Regions from separate parts of the Homo sapiens genome. Here region 2 is linked to region 1. Evidence: chromatin contacts called from ENCODE Hi-C or POLR2A ChIA-PET data. All regions are on one chromosome and are shown on one strand. Each heading gives the region's core, a stretch centred on a gene start or an enhancer-like site at or near the end of the contact. The rest is flanking DNA. Distances are from core to core; before and after follow the strand shown.

What was found. Hi-C counts contacts between places; a loop is a spot of excess contacts on that map. ChIA-PET counts read pairs that join two places held with the same protein, here RNA polymerase II (POLR2A). Pooled maps may share reads with other maps.
Region 2: a loop to region 1 is called in a map of endothelial cell of umbilical vein, with 2.7 times the contacts of the local background. The contact joins the enhancer-like site here to the promoter of CDIN1 in region 1. A Hi-C loop is called at or near these places in 1 of 168 maps with a recorded cell type or tissue (endothelial cell of umbilical vein), 4 of 37 single-sample maps with no recorded cell type and 8 of 50 pooled maps. POLR2A ChIA-PET finds 5 or more read pairs at or near these places in 1 of 52 experiments (WTC11).

The regions. Positions count from the first base shown.
Region 1 is chr15:36,577,226-36,582,145 of GRCh38, reverse strand. It overlaps CDIN1 (CDAN1 interacting nuclease 1), which reads right to left and starts at 2,520. Exons shown (of 11, transcript NM_001321759.2): 1 at 2,185-2,520. The coding sequence starts at 2,285. RefSeq lists an enhancer at 2,282-2,401.
Region 2 is chr15:36,881,662-36,886,581 of GRCh38, reverse strand. It overlaps LOC145845 (a long non-coding RNA gene), which reads left to right and starts at 49. Exons shown (of 7, transcript NR_024264.1): 1 at 49-161; 2 at 4,050-4,252; 3 at 4,914-4,920. RefSeq lists an enhancer at 4,537-4,920. Within about 2 kb of position 2,766, at least 3 of the 41 ENCODE cell types and tissues checked have a DNase peak (open chromatin) inside an H3K27ac peak, as active enhancers do.

The sequences.
Region 1 (4,920 bases), core at 1,271-3,770:
CTGTCATTTCAAGGAAAACAACTAATAGCATTTGTTGCCAATGATAAAATTTGAGCTTTCAAGGGAAAATTCAAATACTGGAATGCTCATATCCATCACCACAAGCTTGACAGCTTCAAATCTTACAGACTTCTGATGAGATTAGAGATGATATTAACAAATGTAATTTTTTGATATTGTATAATGAAAGGTGACATTTGTAAGATCTGCACAACTCACAAGCAACATTTTACAAAGGAATAATGCACGATGATAACAAATCAGGCATGGGTAAAAGATCCATTCAAGTTCAAAATAGGCCAATGGATTGTAATGCAACAAGGTAACAATCACCTTGATGTGGTGATTCACCCACCTCAGCCTCAGGAGTAGCTGAGTAGCTGGGTCTAAAGGCACATGCCACCACACCCAGCTAATTTTTTGGATTTTTATTAGAGACGGGGTTTTGCTACGTTGCCCAGTCTGATCTGGAACTCCTGGCCTCAAGTGATCCTCCCATCTCGGCCTCCCAAAGCGCTGGGATTACAGGCGTGAGCCACCACACCCAGCCCTAAATAGCTCTTTAATCCCTTCTTTTGCGGATTAGTAGTTCAGCTCTCTCTAAATAAAGTTTCCTGTGGAAGGAGAGTTGTTATTTATTCCCTGTATGGCATTTGGGAGAAGTGAAAAAGATTTGAGTATATCATGAATAAGAAAGAAAAGAGCATAAGAGAATACACCAGACAGAAGGGAGGCTTTTGTAAGTGTTGATTAAAGTAACAGACACTTACTTATTATAGAGAAGACAAGGTATTTGCTAGAGAAAAGAACGAAAAAGAGAAAAAGAGGGAGAGGAAGAGAAAAAAAAGCAAAATTACAAGTGATTGCATACATAGTGAGAGGAGAATATCAAAATGTATGCTCTTTCTTAAAACTGCCCAGAAAAATCTACCTATTCCCTTGGCTGACCAGTCTTCACCCATTTCACTGTTCATGTGCAGAACTGGCAAGAGTTAATGACAGAAAATTAAATTATGTGTCAATTTTGTTCCTTCTTAGCAAGTCTGATAAAATACTAAAGGCTATAAAGGGATAAATATTGCCCTAAATCAAATCTGGATAATATTGAAAAGAGACTCCTTCATTTTACAGACTAGGAAAACCAAGTCCTTCAAAAAGCAAAGTCATAACAGAACTTAAACTTATGCTTCAATTTGTACTTTGATACCTATTATCCAATTACCTTTCTTTTCTCAAGAAATTACTTCTGTCGTGTTTGTTCAGGGACTGAATACGTCAAGGATGGGGAAGCTCTCCATTAGGAATAACCATGCTCAGTGCCACAAAACAAAATGGTACAGGTTTGGATTTGGTTTTTCATTAGGAAAAAAGTAAACAAACATTCTCTGCTTTTAACACAACATAAATACAGTGACCTGGTTGTCCTCAACTGGTTCCTCATGTAATGTTGGGGTCTCAGTTTCCACTTCATTAAAATGAGAAATCTACATAATTCCCAAAGTCCTTTCTTAGAAAGTTGGATAATTCTAAAATCGCTGAAAAAAGAAGTGTTTGGGGGAGGAAGTATGAAATACACCCGGAATGTGTGTATGCATAACATATATGGAGAAACTTTAGATCTGGTTGTTCAAATGGCCAATGACCCAAGAGTGGAATCCCTGGGTACCCTGCTCTCTGATTGGATTGAGAACCCTTGAGGTCACTTAATTCCACAGTTAACAGTACAAGCCACAGTCAAACAGTATGAAGCCGCTTTACCTCTATGCTCCCTTGTTTGTTTCCAACGGCCAATTGAAAAGGGTCCTCCATTTGCTCCTTTCGAATCTACAATTCATATTCCCACCCATCATTCATTCCTACTATCTGTCAATTAACCTCTGGTCATTTATGAAGCACCTACTATGTTCACCCATCACCTAGCACGTACCACGTTTTCCATAAATATCTGTTGACTTGAATTTAATTGCAAGGCCTTGGAAGGCTGCCATGAACTCACCGTTAAGAGTTTTGTGTGGAAGGCGAGTGAAAGAATAAACCTTTTTTCGCCAACCTCGACCTCCTAACGCCTGACACTGGTGTTCCTCCCCACTCATGTGTGACACGTGGTTCCTAAGCGCTGCCTGGGCGGCCCAGGCACTGCTGCTGCAGGCAAAGGGCTGTGAGAGGGGAGAGATGGACACTTACCTGGGAAACCTCTGCTTCAGCTTCCTCAGGCTCTGCCTGGTAGGCGGCACAGACACTAGGCACTGGGCTATCTCGTCGTACTGAGCTTTGGTCAGTATCATGTTGGGCCAGGGACCAGGAGGTGGCGGGAACAAGGAAAAAACACCCTGGGGCTCAAGTAGCCTTGGTGCCGAGGGATGAGGGGTAGGCAAAGCGGCACAGGCCCGGGTCCTCGCCTGCTTGGCTTGCCCCAATCCCCCCTGAAACACACCCCTAGCTGCAAAAGCGGGGCGGAGACTCGCCCGGTCCCAGGCTCCACCGGCACCTCCGCGGCGGGGACTGGCTGTACACCAGAGTGCCCTAGCTTGGCTTACTGAGCAGCCGCAGTGGTGCGCCGAAGGCAACTAGCCGCCATGTCAGTTAAGGGCAAACCAACCAGGAAGTAGCGGCCGCCCTTGGAAAGGCGCCGCGCCAGAGTTTCAGTAGGCAGGTAGGAATCCAGGGCATCGCCCACCTAGGATCAAAGGGTCAACAAGGGATGCTTTGTACTCTCCCAATTACTAGAAGCCAGGGCGGCCTGACGCACAGACCAGGCGGCAGGTCTCACGAGTGCCCCGCGATCCTTCAGCGTGAGCCCCCGAAAGCCCCTGCCAGAGCGCGCGATTTGAATACACTTCCTAACGCGCCAGTTTGAGCGCTCCTCGGAGCGTGGACTGGCCTGCCGAGAAACCATGTCTTCACTCTACCAAGTCTGTCATGGTCCGAGCAGGAAAACTCACTAGGGTCGCTGTAAACATAATTTGGCTTGTGTTGAGGAAGCCCTACAACTTCTGTACATCGCGTGGAAGGCAGTTTTGTCCTTGTTGAGAAACAGACTTGAAACAAATCCGACGTCATCAAACAGCCGGCAGTAAAGAATGTCACTTTTGGCCGGGCGCGGTGGCTGACGCCTGTAATCCCAGCACTTTCGGAGGCCGAGGCGGGCGGATCACGAGGTCAGGAGATCGAGACCATCCTGGCTAACACGGTGAAACCCCGTCTCTACTAAAAATACAAAAAATTAGCCGGGCGTGGTGGCGGGCGCCTGTAGTCCCAGCTACTCAGGAGGCTGAGGCAGGAGAATGGCGTGAACCCGAGAGGCAGAGCTTGCAGTGAGCCAAGATCGCGCCACTGCACTCCAGCCTGGGCGACAGCGAGACTCCGTCTCAAAAAAAAAAAAAAAAGTCACTTTCACTCCTTGCAGTTAGCTGCTCAAGGTCTAAAATCGCATCTTATTGTAACCCCAGTTCTCAGAAAATAGTAGGCGCTCAATAAATGTTTGGAGTAATGAGCCAATCTTTTTTTATTTTCTATATGTATTGTGAATGGATCTCAGTTCTCCTAAAGCAATTTGTTGGGATATCAGTCCCTCATTTAATCTCTTTTCTAAAATCTGTTTGGTTCTTAGAAGGTCATGTGTTGTGTTTCTCTTCTGATTTCAACAATTTAAGCAAACTAAAGCAAAGGTGCTTAGACTTTAGAGAACCTGTAAGTGGTTTAAAATTTTTCATCTGGAATAATGCCTGGGTTGGAAGTTTTAGATATACCTCCTTGAATAAATTCCTTAATCCATCGAAGCCTCATTTCTTTTGTCTGTAAAACTGATTTAATTCATGGAGGTGTTTTATTTGTGTATGTTTGATGTAGAGATGGAGTCTTACTCTGTCGCCCAGGCTGGAGTGCAGTGGCTCCATCGTGGCTCACTGCACCCTCGAACTCCTGGGCTCCAGCGATCTTCCCACCTCAGCCTCCCGAGTAGTTGGGACTACAGGCACATGCCACTACACCTGGCTAATTTTAAAATTTTTCTCTAGAGATGAAGTCTCGCTTTATTGACCAGGCTAGTCTCAAACTCCTGACCGGAAGTGATGCTCCAGCCTCTACCTCCCAAAGTACTGGGATTACAGGCATTAGCCACTTCGCCCGGGCATGGGCTGTTTTTAAGATTAACAGGCTGGTACAAATAAAAGATTATATAGCGTGGTGTCTAGAGGATAGTCTATGTGAAATATTAGGTTGGTGCAAGAGCAACTGCGGTTTTGGCCATAAATAAATAGGCTAAGTAAGACTACTTGATAAAAATGGACAGGGCGTTTACTAGGTATTGTTTTACAGGCTCCCCATGCACAGACTCGCTTAATCCTCATAACTTCCTGCCAGGCAGGTACTATTGCTGTTATCCTCCTCTTCCCTTTTGTACAGAGTGAAAAAACTAAGACATGAAAAGGTTAAGGAACTTCTAGAGGTCATGAGGATAAGTAGCAGTAGTAAGATTTAAACTCCTGAAATTTGGTTCCAGAGTCAGTGCTCTTGCCAACTTTCAGTAATGCTTAATTACTACATCAAATAGTCACACTGTCTTAAGCCAAAGGTTAAGGATTTTTTTTTAAAGGGAATATTGTACATTTCAAAGAATCTTTTAGCCTTGGTTTTTAAAAACTTCACTACTTTTAATTTTCTGAGGCATCTCAAAATCCAATACCAACAGTGGATCCTGAATTTAACAACCATAGTTTTTCCTGAATATTGACATCAGAATGTTTTCTTCCCATATGCTTTGCATCTAGCTCTGATTGTGTGACATTAGTACATAACTATTTATTTATGGCAGCGTGGCCTGGAGTTGCCACCTGGCTAGTTTGTTGCTGACCCTGCCATGACTTTTACATGAAAGCTAGCTGACGATAAGCAGACACCACTTGATCCTCATTCCTTTCC
Region 2 (4,920 bases), core at 1,517-4,016, 300 kb before region 1:
ATGCTTTACTTGCGAGTTGTTAAAGGCGCTGTAAATTGTATTGTAATGCTCTTGACTTCGGAGTAGATGCAGGAGACGGGTTGATTCTCGTGGTCTTTTTCCTCTCGAGGAACCTAGCCCAGGAACATCCCATGGTTTCATATCAAATTGAAGCAACAAAGGTAAGAAGGGTTGTAAGAGGGACGGGGCAAAAGGTGGGGAGCCCGCCAAGGAAGCCCACCAGCGCCAGAGGCCATTGTCTTGTATATTTTCACCTCCCTGTGTCCTGCCTCCTGAAAGTGACGGAGGGGTCCATTTTACTCTAATCTTTCTCAAAGGGGAGCACGTTCGACTCACATCTGCTCTTTAATGGTCAGAAAAGGAGCTGCATTTGGGGAGCATTCTAAACTCTTCCCAGGGTCCCCCTGTTCTCTTCCCTCTCCTTATTTAACCAAATGCTAACTCGGAACTGGCTCTTTCACCAATATGGCCATATTTTATGTGTTCTGGCTTCTATATCAGAAATCATTCCCCACCCTCAGGAGCATGCACTGTTTACAGACGTTTTCTCCTTCCACAAGTCCCACCTAGTAAAAGTTCCCGCAGAGAATTAACTGTGGTGTGTTAATAGCCCAGGTCTGCTACTGCTCTCTCCTGCAAAGTTGAAATCTGGTAACCAGGAATATGGCATTGAATTAATGCTGGGAGCTGTTCAAGGTCAGCAGAAGCCCAAAGACTTGAGAATTCTAAGGCCCAGAGACTTGATGGGAAGCAAGGTAGTGAAACTTTAAGAAAGTAAGGCAGAGAGGAGGAGAAGAAAATGAGGCCAGGAGGGAACATAATTAGAGAAGAATAGGACAAGGCAGAAAAATGAGCCTTTGGGACCTCTTTATAATTTAAGAAGAAATAATAATGAAGGGAAATTGAATATCTAAGGCTTGCTATTACATTTTTTGAGGCCAATATCCGTTTAAGAACAAATCCTCAGAGATGCCAGGAAGGGCCTGGGTTTCCAAATGGAACTACTCACAAAGTTCCTTTTGCAGTTCCTTCTTCTGTTAATTTGCTGGGAATGAGAAGACTAGGGAAAAGGCGATGTGTGTGGTGTACCAAGGGCTTAAGTAAGAGTATGATGGGAAGGGGCACCTAGATATAATGAGGCTGCTGTTTTAAGCTGAATAGAAAAGAGGAGAAGAAAGAAAAAGCCACACAACACCACAATACACTTTAAAATAATTCTCACCCACCTGCCTTCCTTTTTCTCTAACCACACACTATATTGAATAGTACACATAGGTGGGGGAAATTTCTAGTTCATCACCTTCTGTCTGTAGACCCACCAACGGAGCCCCCTTCCCTTAGATTCCTGACATGTAAGCCTAGACCATGGCCTTTTTATCAAGTGAGTGGGGCTTTGTTAATGTATTTGTACTTTTCTGCTTTCAGTCTAAGTTTCTCGCTTTGGAGGAGGGAGGAGATGCAAGAAAGGAGGGGGAGGGGGGCAGAACACAAAGACTTTATCTAGTTCTCACCAAGCAGGTTTCAAAATAGGAACTTAATGGGAAGAAAGACGAAAGAATTAAAAAAAATAAGAGGGGCGTGAGAATTGTTTATTACAAGTTTACTTGTCTGGAAGAGAGGTGATTCTGTGGATATTTTTCGCTTTGAGGATTCTGTTTGCCTCTTATTGAAACATTTTCAAATTTTAATCCTTTAGCAGACAAAACCTCAATATAAATATGACATGGGCCACTGACAAAAAAACGAACTTAAACTCAGTGCTTAGAAGGGAGGAGGTGTGGGGAGGAGAGAGCCCTTTCTGATTAATAACTAGCAGGGTAATGTTGAGGGCTTTTTCTGCCCGATTGCCTTTTTGAATTAGAGCCGATTTCTTCACACTTCAATAGTGCCTGTCTCCTTTAAAATGACTGGCAGATTTGTTTCTCTTTTTTTTTCTCTCCCTGAGACTTAATGATGTAAATTTTCTAATTAGTTAAATCATATTGCTTAAAGGCCTAATATTTACCATGTAAGAAATGATCATCCAGATTTGGACCACTTGAAATATTCTGAGAAATAACACTTGGCTTTTAGGTTGAGGGATGAAGAGGAGAAAGCTGTATTACGGGAAGCTGTTTAGAGAAGAGAAGGCATAAACCCGGTAACATGTTAAATTAATAGATGAAGTTGAGCTGGGCTCACACCCCAAGTCCGCTTTTATTTTTCAATCAGCGAAGATTTAATTGGCAGCCCTCAGGCTGGGCGATCTGATATTTTCTCATTAGTTTCCCATCACTAATCTTGAGTGTTAGATTGGCTCAAAGGTTGTCAACATTTGACCAATTTTATTTAAGGAAAAAAAAAAATCATGCATTATGGCTCCTGGACGTGAGATCTGCAAATAAATCCTGCTTGGATCAGCGGAACCAACAGGCGAAAAAAATGTTGACTATTCATCGTCGCATTTAATAAGTTGCATTAATGTATATTTCAAGGCGAGAGAGAGAGAGATTATACATGTGGTGCGTAGATGCCGATGAAAAGAAAGAGGTGGATGGGGAACGGGATGCACTATAAGCGGGATGGGTAGGTAAAGTGAGACGTAGAAGCATTTCGAACCGAGGGTAAATAACCCAAGTGGAATAGCTGTTGAGGATTTAGGAACTACAATCCCCCCTCCCTTTCCTTTTGCAGCTGCGTGAAACTGCCAAGCCTGTCTTGCAAGCACAGAGTGGCTCTGCTGTCTAGTCCAGAGCTAACATCAGAGCGCCCCCTGCTGGCAATTAGAGCAGAACGCTGCGGGTCAGCCCCCTGCGAAGCGAATCTTGTTTTTCTGCGCACCCCACCTTTCACTGACTCCTTCCACCGCCCCCACGTCCATTCTCCAGCAAAACCCCGCGGCAGGGGAATACCTTGTCAAGGACTGAACATTTAAATGAATAAATGATAATAATAATAATAATAAAATGCGAAGGAACCCCCCCACCTTCGCTTGGCCTCTGGGGAATAAACTATCAAAAGCCTTGGCAGAGGACACCTTTCCTTTTTCTACATCTCTGTATTCTCTGCGTTTTCGCTACAGTTTGTTTTTCCTGCAGAACTGCAGATTCCGAGTCCAAGGAAATGTTTTTAATAGATGCTGTAGACGTTTTAAAAATGGATATCTGATGGGGAAAGAGGCCAATACAAAGCAATATTTTGCATCCTCACAAAATTAAACTCCCAGGAAACTCGCACTGTTTAGAAAAGTCTTGAGGGATAGCTTTCGGAATTCAGACGGTTCCTTGTCCAGAATGACCCTTTCCTGCAACGCAAAGCAATACCAGACCCTGTCCGAATCTTTTTTTTTAAGCAGAAAAAGTGTTTAAAAGTTGTCACCATAGCTACACACACACACACACACACACACACACACACACACACACACACGTCTTTTCCATGGGTGTGTCTATTCTTTTTGGGGTCGTACTTCTCAATTTTGCTGGAAACGGAAAAGGTAGCTGAAGTGCACCAAAATAACCGATGTCTTTGACATTTGATCTTACTATAGTGTTTCACGTCCAATGCAAGGTGTGAGACTGCTACTATTTGAGAGAATTTTGGTTCTTTTTCAACGGTTCGGTGCATAGAGGCATTTTCTTGGTTTCCCAGTTAATCTGCCGCGGGATTTATGAGCACCATGTAACGCGAGGGCGCACAGGTAACGAGAGCCGGAACAATCTCAGGCTGGCAGCCGCACCGCCTGCACCGCCAACCTCCACTCTTGGGAAAGGCGCTGGCAATGCAGCCCTGACTCGGATAAGTCTTCCAACCGCAACCAGACCCCCACATAACGAGTGTCAATCTACACCGCGGAACGACTTTTGTTTCTGAGGGAGTTTTTGGTTTTGCTTTCCAAAGTACCGGATTTTGGGATTTTGTTAAAACAGTGCTCAGAAATGAGGCGCGGGGGAAGGAACACGGGCAGGGAGGACAGCAAGGGAAAGGTGTGTCTCTGGACTTTAATTTCTTGCCAGAGTAGCAGGACTTTCTGGTTTAAAAATCCATTCTCCTCTTTCGCTTCTTCCCAGAAGCCCTGTGTCACCCCTTCTCCAACCCCCATTCCCATCTTTGGAGACACTCAGGGAGGGGACAGGGACCCCGGTGACTCCCTAGAACCAGCGCTCCTAGGGCAAGGCAGAGGTGGGAGACAACCCGGTCTTCAGGCCAGTGAAGTGATGCCTCAGTCTGATTGTGTTTGAAGATTTGCTGGGGCTATTGTGTGACAATTGAGGTAAAGTTAAATATTGATACTCCAAGCTGTTATCATTTTGGGGGGTCTGTTTTGAGGAAGTCCATTGGGTTCAAACTGATTTTAAATATAAATCCTGCTCTGGGGAAGCAGAATCTACTGCCTGCAACGGGGGTTGACTGTTTGAAAGGTCCTCGTTAAGCTCAGAAGTGGAAGGGAAGTTATCTGCAGACCATATGAGTCTATTCAAATATATATGTATATACGTATGTGGGTATATATACAAAATATCTATATATAGCTATCTACATATCTGTACAAAGAAAACAAAATAATAAAGACAAGAAAGGGGGTGTCCCTCATAGCAGTTGAATCCAAATAAAAATATTTCTCTCACATATAAAGGAAATATGATCATCTCATTGTATTGTCTCTGTTTGACTTAATGAAATTTGGAGACATTGACAGTCTGGTCAATGTTCTAAGTAAATTAATGTGAAGGTCCTTAGGAAGAGACGGAAAACACCCCTTGCCATTAATCTTAAACCACTTGAAGATTATGAGTAAAAGAATGGGATCACTAAGCATTACCATCTCAAGTAGCTGTTAACTGCCCCCATCCCTTTATTGTGGCAACAAAATAAACTCTTCACTAAGAATGATGTTTCTTCCTTTTTTGTCTTTGTTTTTGTTTTGCTTTAAGGGCAAAG